3 separate regions of the Homo sapiens genome follow, and regions 2 and 3 are each linked to region 1. Evidence: chromatin contacts called from ENCODE Hi-C or POLR2A ChIA-PET data. All regions are on one chromosome and are shown on one strand. Each heading gives the region's core, a stretch centred on a gene start or an enhancer-like site at or near the end of the contact. The rest is flanking DNA. Distances are from core to core; before and after follow the strand shown. Region 1 overlaps CIROZ (ciliated left-right organizer protein containing ZP-N domains). Region 2 has its middle 64 kb from the start of CASZ1. Region 3 holds the start of SRM (spermidine synthase).

Region 1 (3,737 bases), core at 433-2,932:
GGATTTGGCCTGAGGGATTTGGGTGGGCATCTTCTGTCTGTGAGGAGGAGGAGGAAGGAAGGAGGAAGAGAAAGGAGAGGAAGGCAGAACTGAGAGGAGGAGGTTGGAGTGAAAAGGCTGCTGATGACAAACACCATTTATCCAACAAGCATTTGTTCATTTATTTATTTTGAGACAGAGTCTCGCTCTGTTGCCTAGGCTGGCGTACAGCGGTGTGATCTCGGCTCACTGTAACCTCTGCCTCCTGGGTTCAAGCGATTCTCATGGGATCACAGGCATGCGCCACCACCAGTTTAATTAAAGCCAGTTGATTTTTAAAATATTTTTTGCGTTTTTAGTAGAGATGGGGTTTCACCATGTTGGCCAGGCTAGTCTCGAACTCCTGACCTCAACCGATCCACCTGCCTTGGCCTCCCAAAATGCTAGGATTACAGGCGTGAGCTGCCGCGCCTGGCCCCAACAAGCATTTATTGAGCATCTATTGTATGCCCAGCCCTGTGCTGCTGCTGAGGGAACAGATACGACCAAGGCATGACTTGCCCCAGGAAGAGCTTATCGCTTTCTTCTCATCTGATCTGAGCTTCAAAAATGAGTGTGCTGTGGTGGGAAGGGCCCCTGCACCAGCCCAGCTCAGAAGACCTGGGCTCATCTCCGCTCTGAGCCCGGCTCACTGCCATGTTGGACTCTCTAAAGTTCCTTTGCTTCTTAACCTGAAGGAGCAGGGGCTGAGCGGGAGGGGCTTCCTCTGCCCACCTACCTTTATTAAGGGCTCAGAGTGGCCACGCCAAAGCCAGTGTTGGTGCACCTAAGAATTGCGGGGCCGGCCCCGCCCCGGGATCCCCAAGCAGGGCTGCCAGGGCACCTGTTTGACATCCCGGGGCTGGTTACTGCTCCCTTTGCACTGAGCCTGTGATTCTGGAAGCCGCCGCTAGGGGGACGGTGTTGCTGTCCTCACACGACAGTGGGCCTGGGCCGAATTGCTGAGAAAAGCAGAAACGACTCCTCACTCGGGCGCCGCTTGGTCTCCATCGTCCTGCCCTTGAAGCCCAGATGCCCCAATGCCCCAGTCCCTGGCATCCTTCACTGACCGAGGTGTGGGAGCAGGTGGGTGGGGGGGGCTCTGCATCCGTAAACAGAGTCGCACAGAGGTAGGCAGCACACAAGGAGCAGAGGCAGGTCTCTGCTGCCCCCGCCTCCCCTCCAGCCCCTTCCCCCATCTGAGAACCTCATCGAATTGACTGATTCATTCCTGGTGACTTCTGCAGCCGCCACTTCCGTGGCTGCACCTTGAACTTGCATTAAGTTTTAATTAAAGCCGTTTCACCGGCCTTGCCCTTGGCTAAATGCAGCTGTGGGCACAGGGCACATAGATATTTAATACTCTGCCTCTCCCCGCTGATGGCGCAGGGTGCCCAAGGGTGTACCCGAGCCGTGCCCTGCTCGCAGCGATCTGCGAGCTCGCTTAAGTGTGCCCACAGGCCCCGAGCGGGAGGCCGCGCAATAACTATTCATTGCCCTGGGTTAAGTGTGCCCAGGGGCACCCGTAAACTCAATGCAGTGATTAGCGATTGCTCCCAGTGAAGGCTGCCCGAGCTCCTGCGGAATGTCCACGGGCCCTAAATATAGCCTCCTCCTGGCGACTTAAAGGGCACGGTGCGTTTTGGCTGCGTACTTGTCACGTCTTCCCTTCCTTTCTTTTTTTTTCTTGGAGACAGAGTCTCACTCTGGCCAGAGTCGCCCAGGCTGGAGTGAGTGGGACAATCTCAGTTCACTGCAACTTCCGCCTCCCAGGTTGAAGCGAACCTCGTGCCTCAGCCTCCTGAGTAGCTGGGACTACAGGCGCCTGCCACCACTCCTGGCTAATTTTTTTATTTTTTATTTTTTGTATTTTCGGTAAAGATGGGGTTTCACCATGTTGCCCAGGCTGGTCTGGAACTCCTGAGCTCAGGTGATCCACCCGCCTCAGCCTCCCAAAGTGCTGAGATTCCAGGCATGAGCCACTGCACCTGGCCTTCCCTTCCTTCTTTTAGCAGAATTGCTTCCCTCCTTCTTACAGCCTGGCCTCTGGGGGCCTCTCTGTCTTCTTCCTGGTTCAGCAGGGGAGATGGGCTGGGGCACCATGGTGCAGCTTTGGTGGTGTTGTTGAGGAATTGCCGCATCCTCCTCATTCTGCCAGACCTTGTGGACATCTCCTCCATTTCTTCCACTTTGCTCCCCAAGGGAAGGCAGCACCCCCTAAAAGCAAGGCCATCACAGGGCTGACCCGAGGGGCTCCCTGTGGGCAGCCCGAGCCTGCTGCCAACATGGGCTCTCTGGGGCCAAGGAACAGCCGAGCTGGGCAACTGGGGAGGCTGCATGGTGGTGGCGGGCCTTTTCCTGGCCCCACCCACTCCTTTCTGCTTCTGGAAGCCCTTCTTTGCCCCTGGGGAGAAGAGGTGGGTAGCCTTGAGTTGGGGAGCTGTCAAGATGAGTCAGTCCACTCTGGCTCCAGTCTCCTCATTCTGTATTGGGTAGGAGAGGGGGTCTGATGGTCTCCGAGGGACCCTCTGCTGGTCTGTGACTCTGTCCGGTGCCACAACCTCCCTGGCCAAGTCTGACGCAAAGGCAAAGGGGCATTTGGAGAAAGTAGAGAGACTTGAGAGAGCACCTGGGTGGGGTGGCACTGGCTGCAGAGGGGTTTTGGGGAAGGTGCCTTGCCCACGCCATCACCTTGGGCCCTGGTCTGTGAAACGGGAGAATGGTGCCACCCTACGGGATGGCTGTGAGACTCAGGCGCGGTACGAGAAACCACTGTCTCGGTTTGCCTGGGCCTGTCTCAGTTTTAGCACTGAAAATCCCACATCAGGGGAACCTCCCCACTGCTGGGGAACCGGGATGGTTGGTGCCCCTAAGAATGGTGCCATTGGGGGGCACATGTGTACTCTCTGGGACCGTAGAAGCCCTCACTCTCTACTTCTGCTAGTTGGATCCAAAGTGGAAAGAAAAAGGGCGAGAAAGAAATTGGGACTTAGGGAGAAAAACAGACAAGAGGCCTAGGAAACAGCCCCAATGGAAGTGGGCCGTGAGCAGGGTTGGTCCCATGCACACCCGCTCTTGGCCTCACCAGCTGCGCCCAGGACCCCAGCTGCCCCCTTGGCCGGGCCTAGGATGGCAGCTGAGGCAGTGACATTTCCCTGCGTCTGTTGACACTCGAGTCCCAGAACATAAATGATTTTCTTGTCTTAATGAGCAAACAACCCTGCGGCACAGCTCTCTCACCGGCCTCCTGCTGGGGTAATTGCCGGTGCTGATGGGCACAGGCAGGGATGTTTGCTCACCTTTGCTCACCGCTTGCAGGAGACATTGCTTCCTCTTTGTCTCTGCAGGTCTCCCGGCCCCTGCCCCTGTGGAGGGACAATAGACAGGTAAGCGGGCCCCATTGAAGTAGCAGGAGCAACTCTCTGGAAGTTTCTGCTAGGACTGGTGGGTGCTCAGGATGCTCTGAGGCAGCTTTTGAGTTTGCTTGTCCTCCGGAGAGTGTCGTGGATGGTACAGACTCTTCAAGGACCAGGTCTTGCCGGCTGAAGTTTGAAGCTCCCACTGATGCCCTCCAGGCAGAGGCCTGAGGCCATCTGAGAACAATCTTGAAGAGGGGACCCCAGCTTTGGGTGGGAGGCTGGGTTGGAAGGCTGTAAGGTCCTTCCTGTGCTAAGATTCTCTCTGCCAAGTCTCCAGTGACAGGGAGCTTGTTCCTTTGT
Region 2 (3,737 bases), core at 793-3,292, 100 kb after region 1:
TGTGGGAACATTTGGTCAGTAACAGAGTCACTTGCCAACGCACTAAAAATAACCCACCAAGCATATCCCTGCAATGGCAGGAATTCTGGCTGGCCCTTGTTCTGCCCGCTGATCAGGGGGCCAGTGGGGGCACAGATCCCCACTCCCACTGGGGGCTGGGGAGGGGGGAGAGGGGGCAGACTTGGGGGATGAGGGTCTCCTTCTCGGGTGACTGGTCCTCTGTGCTTAACCTGCATTATTCTTGCATTTAACACTCACAACATCCCTACTAGGCAGGGGTCGTTAACGTCCCATTGTATAGATGAGAACACCGAGGCTCAGAGAGGTGAGGTCACCAGCTTTAGGTCTCAGCTCTGTCCTGACACTCACGTCTGCTCTCTAAACTGCTGTGCTTCCTGACACTTGCCCTTCACAATTTAGGTGAATTCCAGGAAGGGTCCACATTTCAGCTGCGGACGGAAGGGAGTTTGGGATAAGGATAGGGGCTTGGAGGCCTTGGGGGGCTGGGGGCTGTGGGGAGGGAGAGCTAGAGTGGCCCCAGCTCTGCCTCCTCAGCCCTGCTAAGGAGGACAGTGTTCTGCCTATTAATCATGTTTCATTTATATTAGCTTGACTCGATCTACTGTATATTTGAAATGGATTTAATTTTAGATCACGCACTATGGAAGGGGGCCAGTTTGGTGTAAGGAGCATTATGAATATTTTCCATAAGCTGGATATACATTATCCAGGGACAGATATATGAGCAGCAGCACAGGGCTCCTGGCTGGGGGAAGGGAGCTGCTCTCTCCTCCCTTCCCCCGACTCCCCTGAATCCCAGGGTCACAGGGCTTTGGAGGGACCCATCTTGACACCCTGCCCCTGTGGGTGTGGTGGGCTGTCAGCCCCATCTTTCCCCTGCCTGTGACCTCATCCCCATTGACCTCAAAGCCGCCGCTTCTCCCAGCTCCTTGCCGACTGGCAGGCCTGAGAGATGTGTGCAAGGTGGGAGGGGCCCAGGACCGCACCAGATCCCAGGGCCAGGGGACACTGGCCTGACCTGCTCTGATTCCCCAGAGCTGTGGGAGGCACAGGGCATAGCCTGAGATACAGACCAGGGGGTGGGACTTGGAGGAGAAAGGCATCAGAACACCCACCTTCAACCCTAAGCTCTGATGGAGGAGGAAGCCAGGTTCTCGCTGGCAAGCTGATGGGTGGCACCTTCCAGCTCAGCCAAGCAGCAGTGGACAGGCTACACCTTCCCGAGAGCCCCCAGGCCTGGGCTGGGATGCCCCTTTCCTGGGGGCTGGCCGTGGGCCTGAGTCCTGAGGTCTTGTCCCTGACAGAGGGCATTAAAGCTAGAAGGCCCCTCTTGAGACAGCCTGTGACTCCAGACTCAAGCTGGGGAAACTGAGGCCCAGAGAGGATAAGGGTCTTGCTTAGGGTCGCAGAGTGAGCAGGGAAGGTGCACATAGGCACTTACTTGCCTAATGTTTTCGTGCTGTAACGTGCTTCCCTTGTTGGTTCTCCTCTGAGCCTCACACTGGCCCTGCCCCCTGAGGAAACTGACACTCATGGTGGTCGAAGGAGAAGCCCGTGGACGCACACTCACACTCACACTGGGGAACAGCAGAACTGAGTGTCAGAGGCCTGCTCCGCAGCTCTGTGTGAGCCACGTGTGGCATCGGACTTTACGGACAGAGGAAACCATAGCTTAGGAAGGTGATGACATTCATATCCACACCTAAACCTTTTCTCTTCCTGCACCTCAAATCTGTGCCCCCATTCCATTTCCTTATCTAGATAAGTGGCTCCACCATCTCCCAAGCTGCACATGACCCAAATCCGGCTTTCATCCCTGCCGCCACCTCTTCTCCCCCGCCACCATCACCACGACTGATCAGTCTTCCCGTAACTGACCCTCTCTGGTCTGCCTGCTTTTCTCCTTCACCCCCATCTCCTTTACCCAGGCTGCCACTGTCTCTCCCAGCCCACCGCATGGGCCTCCTGGAGTGTCCACAGAGTCTCTGCCAACTCCAGTCTGTTCCCTGCACCGTGGCCAGAGGACCTTGTTTAAACACAGCACAGTCACATTGCACACTCCTCCTCTTGGCATTCCTAGGACCAAATCCTGAATCCGGACGCTGGACAAGAAGGCTCGCCAGAGAGTGACTCCTGCCCAGTTCCCCAGAGTCACACCCTCCTCCCGCCTCTCCACCTCCAGGGTCAGCTTCCATGCCTTTCCAGCTCTTTACCTGCCGTGCGCCGTGACCCTCCACTCCAGGACCTCGGCACACACTGGTCTCTCGACCTGGACCTCTGCCCCCTTGCTCTGTACCTGGGGGTTGAAGGGTTTACTCCTCTGCAACCTGCAAGCTCTGTTTTGACTATTCCAGGGAGGCTCTCTGATCACACCTACCCTTCCCCACCCAAGTCTAGCTCAAGACCTACTTCTGCCTTTTGCAAACCCTGCAGCCGTAAGGGGATAGCTGGGGATGAACTCTCCACACCCAGCCGCTTTGGAAAAGCGCTGGGCCTGGAGCGGACAGGTATCAGCTGCTATTCCGTCCTCCCCACTACGGGCACATCCATCAGCTCCTCCGTCGGCGCAGAGTATAATACACCCGTCACCCACCCCAGCCTGGGCTGGCAGCCTTTCAGAAGTGGCATGCAACGTTTCTCTTATTCATTCTTAATTTAAGGTTTTGTGAGTTGTAATAACCCCCCTTCCCCCCAAATCACTGGGGATGGGGACCTCCGTGTCAGCCCCGGGCCAGGAGAGCTGAAGGGTAATTGCATTGCACATATGCTAATGGTTGTCTGGAGAAGACAATGGCAACAGGGGGCCTGGGATGGGGCCTATCTCAGTACCTAGAGTACCTGAGGGTGGGGGAGTGTGGGCTGGGTTTGGGGGACTGGTGTTGCAAGCCAGATGGGGGCATTGAGGGCTTGTGTGCTCCGCAGTCCGTAGTAGAGAAGATGAGAGAGGCTGGGAGTCCCAGTCTAGGGGGCTTTACTGGAGACAGATGCCCTGGAAAGGGCCTGAAAAACCCCTTTCTTCCTCCAACTCCTCCTGTCCCACCCCAGAGTGCAGGCTGCTCCCCTCTTTTCTGGGACCAGAGATGGCTCTCAAAGAGAAGGAGAACTGGGGCACATGGATGTTGCACTGGGCACTCAAATCCTGGTCCTGCCTCCTACAACCTGTGTAGCATCAAACAAGCTACTGAACCTCTCTGAGCCTCAGTTTCCTCATCTTTAAAAGTTTTTGTTTTTTTTTTGACAAGGTCTTGCTCTGTTGCCCGGGCTGGAGTGCAGTGGCGTGATCTCCACTCACTGCAACCTCCCCGTCCTGGGCTCAAGCAATCGTCCCACCTCAGCCTCCAAGTAGCTAAGAGCACAGAGGAGCACCATCATGTCTTTTTTTTTTTTTTTGAAATTTTTGTAGAGACAGGGTTTCACCATGTTGCCCATGCTAGTCTCGAACTCCTGGACTCAAGCGATTCACCCACCTCAGTCTCTCAAAGTGCTGGGATCACAGGCATGAGCCACTGTGCCTGGCCAAAAGTCTTTTTTCTTTTTTTTTTTTTTTTTTGAGACAAAGTCTTGCTCTGTCACCCAGGCTGGAGTGCAATGGTACGATCTTGGCCCACTGCAACCTCCACCTCACGGGTTCAAGCAGTTCTCCTGCCTCAGCCTCCCAAGTAGCTGGGATTACAGGCGCCCGACACCACTCCCAGTTAGCTTTTGTATTTTTAGTG
Region 3 (3,737 bases), core at 339-2,838, 100 kb before region 1:
TTTTAGAGACAGTCTTGCTATGTTGCCCAGGCTGGTCTCGAACTCCTGGGCTCAAGCGGTCCTCCTGCCTCGGCCTCCCAAAATTCTAGTATTATCAGCCTGAGCCCCTGTGCCCAGCTGCCTAGCAATTTTTTTTTTTTTTTTTTGAGACGGAGTTTCACTATCGTTGCCCAGGCTAGAGTGCAGTGGCGCAATCTCAGCTCACTGCAACCTCCAACTCCCGGGTTCAAGCGATTCTCCTGCCTCAGCCTCCCGAGTAGCTGGGACTGCAGGCGCGCACTACCATGCCCAGCTAATTTTTGTATTTTTAGTACAGACGGGGTTTCACCATGTTGGCCAGGATCGTCTTGATCTCTTGACCTCGTGATCCGCCCGCCTCCGCCTCCGCCTCCCACAGTGCTGGGATTACCGGGGTGAACCATCACGCCCAGGCACCTAGCAATTCTTTAGCGGTCTTGGTTTACCTCCCCTTTAGAAGGAGCTTAAAAGCAAGCAAGGCACATTGTTGCCTAGGCTTGAGGCTTGCTCTCACCCATAAACAACGCTGTTACTCTGCTCTGGGGACGACACAGGAAACGTTCCCCACCTCCAGGTGGAGGCTGCAAAACGTGTCAAAACCATCCCTGACATAATGTCAAGAGTAGCTTATACTAGTTTCATCTTCCTTCCTTGGCATTCGAACTGCGTGTGGAACAATTAGCATTTAATATTTGGTAATTAGCATGCTTAATGTGATTCTGAGAAGTTCTTTGACATTCTCATAAAAACAGCACATTCCCACCCACCCTTCAAAGAGCAAGACCCAGTTTGTCAAGAAAAATTGCGTGCCAGTCTTTTCTGGTGCTGAATATGTATGTTCTGGGCCTCTTCCTGGACACTGCTGGTAAATTTAGAAACTCGTTTAGAAAAGCACTTCTCTCGTATTCAACAGCCTATAGGCTCATGGCGCAGAATCTAAGGGAAAATGGCTAAATCCAGCTTGTGAATTCGCGGGCTGTGATGATTCTTTCCAAGTAAATAAAAACCCTCGGTTCGCCCCGACGAGCCACATAATCTGTTCAAATCCAACAAGGAACCAGATTTTGGACGCAAAGAAGGATACGTTCTACTCGCCCCGTGCAACAACGTAAACCACTGTAGCCACCCGCTCCCGTGTCTCCAGCCCAAAGGCTGACTCTCCAGTCCGCACGTCGCAGCGCTCTTGCCCTCCACACCAAGCCCGAGTCCCGCAGCCCCTCGAGGCCCTCGGTGCCTCCCAACCCCGAGAAGGAAGCGGGGGCCGGTGGTGCACCGCCCCGGCTGCTTGGGGCGGAGGAAGGACCCGGACCCCTTCCGCCGGCCCAGCCCGCCCCGGAACCCGACCCGGCCGCCCGGCCCCGGCCGGGCCCCACGTGGCCCCTGGAGCGGGCCGCACTACCCTGCTGCCGCCGACGGACGGCGCGCCACAGCCACTCTGCGCCGCTCTGCGAGCCGGTGGCCAATGAGCGCCAGGCGAGGCCGCTTTGCCATTGGCGAGCGCGGGCTCCGCCCCCGCCGGCAGGCCCCGCCCCGCGCCCGGGTTAGGTTGCGGCGCGGGCGGCGGGCGGAGCTGGTCCCGTTGTGCTGCGGCGCCGCGCGGCCTGCAGTCCCGGGCCCGCGCCCCGCGCCGCCCGCCCGCCCGCCATGGAGCCCGGCCCCGACGGCCCCGCCGCCTCCGGCCCCGCCGCCATCCGCGAGGGCTGGTTCCGCGAGACCTGCAGCCTGTGGCCCGGCCAGGCCCTGTCACTGCAGGTGGAGCAGCTGCTCCACCACCGGCGCTCGCGCTACCAGGACATCCTCGTCTTCCGCAGGTACCGCCGCTGCCCGCAGGCGCCTGCCCCCTAGGCTCAGCCCGGGCCGCCTGCTGCCCGCCTCACGGGCCTCTCCACGCCGGGACCCAAGCGGGCTGGACCTCGTCCTGCCCTGGCCCCCTCGCCACCCCTCACACCGCCTCCCTGGGCTGGGGCTGGGACTGCGGGCTGGCCTCTTGGGTGGGGGAGTCGGAGTCTGCGCCCCGCTCCACGTGTCAGCCCTCAGGACACGTCAGAGCCCGAGGAGACCCCGGGTCCCACCCCGGCCTCCACCCGGCGGCCCGCCTGCCGTTCCTCGCCACGTGTCACCATCGCTCCTCATCCCTGGGACCCCTAGGCGGGATGGGGAGACCCTCCTCACCCAGGGCGGCTTGGGGTACGTTTTCCCCACCCCAGAGAACCCAGGTCCCCGACTGTCACTCCGCCCGCAGTAAGACCTATGGCAACGTGCTGGTGTTGGACGGTGTCATCCAGTGCACGGAGAGAGACGAGTTCTCCTACCAGGAGATGATCGCCAACCTGCCTCTCTGCAGCCACCCCAACCCGCGAAAGGTACCCCAGTGTCCCCTGGAACAGTGCCGGACGAGGGGCGGCCCCAGGTGTGCTCCGGGCTCTTCCCAGATGCTGCCTGCATGGTTGTCAGAGAAAGTGCTAGCGAGGCCAGGGGCGTCCCGCGGAGGGGTGGGGGCCGACACTGACGCGGCCTCGGAATCCTAGGGCAGCCCTGGAAGGAACTTCCAGGAAAGGGGACACCGGCACGAAAGCGTTTCCGAGGGTAGAAAAAGATGAGGCCCGTGGGTCCGAGGGGTCAGGGGGTCTGCTTCAGGGGCCTGGGGGCTCCCAGTCCTGCCAGGGCCCCTGCCTTGACTGCCCCCTCCTCCCAGGTGCTGATCATCGGGGGCGGAGATGGAGGTGTCCTGCGGGAGGTGGTGAAGCACCCCTCCGTGGAGTCCGTGGTCCAGTGTGAGATCGACGAGGTGAGTGCCGGCGTAGAGCCAGGTTTGAGTCCTGGTTCTCCCAGCGGCCAGCTGTGCCCTGAAATGGCTGCACACCCCCGAGCAAGGCAGGTAGGGCCTGTTTCTCCATCTGGAAAACACCTGGTCGGGGAGGGTTCAGTAGGAAAACCAGATGGCAGAGGGCCTGGCAGGTGGTGAGGGCACCTGCGTGGCGAGCTCTTACTAAAACTGAGCTGATTTTTTTTTTTTTTTTTTTTTTGAGACAGAGTTTCGCTCTTGTTGCCCAGGCTGGAGTGTGATGGTGCGATCTCGGCTCACTGCAACCTCCACCTCCTGGGCTCAAGTAGTTCTTCTGCCTCAGCCTCCGGAGTAGCTGGGATTACAGACATGCGCTACCATGCCCGGCTAATTTTGTATTTTTAGTAGAGACAGGGTTTCTCCATGTTGGTCAGGCTGGTCTCGGACCTGGCGACCACAGGTGATCCGCCAGCCTCGTCCTCCCAAAGTACTGGGATTACAGGCGTGAGCCACCACGCCCAGCCGACTAAGCTGATTTTTAATCTGAGCCCCAGGCAGGGCCCCAAGACAGCTCAACTATTTGTACGTTACCCCTTACACTCAGTAGCTGCTCACTAAAATCATGCTACGTGCCAGGTGTTGCCCGGGTATGGGGACAGTGGTAGACGACAGATCAGTCCCTGCCCTCTAGGAGCTGATGTCCTAGTTAAAGGAGACATCAGATGGCCAGACGTGGTGGCTCACACCTGTAATCCCAGCACTTTGGGACGCCAAGGCGGGCAGATCACCTGAGGTCAGGAGTTCAAGAGCAGCCTGGCCAACCTGGTGAAACCCCATTTCTACTAAAAATACAAAAATTAGCCGGGCATGGTAGTGCATGTCTGTAAACCCAGCTACTAGGGAGGCTGAGGTGGAAGAATTACTTGAGCCCGGG

The links. Hi-C counts contacts between places; a loop is a spot of excess contacts on that map. ChIA-PET counts read pairs that join two places held with the same protein, here RNA polymerase II (POLR2A). Pooled maps may share reads with other maps.
Region 2: a map of HepG2 shows a loop between it and region 1 (2.7-fold over the local background). The contact joins two enhancer-like sites. A Hi-C loop is called at or near these places in 1 of 168 maps with a recorded cell type or tissue (HepG2) and 5 of 50 pooled maps. POLR2A ChIA-PET finds 5 or more read pairs at or near these places in 1 of 52 experiments (A673).
Region 3: a pooled map shows a loop between it and region 1 (2.7-fold over the local background). The contact joins the promoter of SRM here to the enhancer-like site in region 1. A Hi-C loop is called at or near these places in 3 of 37 single-sample maps with no recorded cell type and 4 of 50 pooled maps. POLR2A ChIA-PET finds 5 or more read pairs at or near these places in 4 of 52 experiments (GM10248, PC-3, T-cell and 1 more).

What each region holds. Positions count from the first base shown.
Region 1 is chr1:10,958,381-10,962,117 of GRCh38, reverse strand. It overlaps CIROZ (ciliated left-right organizer protein containing ZP-N domains), which reads left to right. Exons shown (of 13, transcript NM_001170754.2): 6 at 3,366-3,404. Among named protein-coding and RNA genes, the nearest start is that of CIROZ, 22 kb to the left of the region's middle. RefSeq lists a silencer at 752-1,046 and enhancers at 1,349-2,118, 2,888-3,657. Within about 2 kb of position 1,682, at least 2 of the 41 ENCODE cell types and tissues checked have a DNase peak (open chromatin) inside an H3K27ac peak, as active enhancers do.
Region 2 is chr1:10,859,239-10,862,975 of GRCh38, reverse strand. No RefSeq gene overlaps it. Among named protein-coding and RNA genes, the nearest start is that of CASZ1, 64 kb to the right of the region's middle. RefSeq lists enhancers at 1,045-1,546, 1,926-2,426. Within about 2 kb of position 2,042, at least 5 of the 41 ENCODE cell types and tissues checked have a DNase peak (open chromatin) inside an H3K27ac peak, as active enhancers do.
Region 3 is chr1:11,057,869-11,061,605 of GRCh38, reverse strand. It overlaps SRM (spermidine synthase), which reads left to right and starts at 1,588. Exons shown (of 8, transcript NM_003132.3): 1 at 1,588-1,829; 2 at 2,261-2,381; 3 at 2,714-2,806. The coding sequence starts at 1,663. RefSeq lists silencers at 1,139-1,668, 1,879-2,068.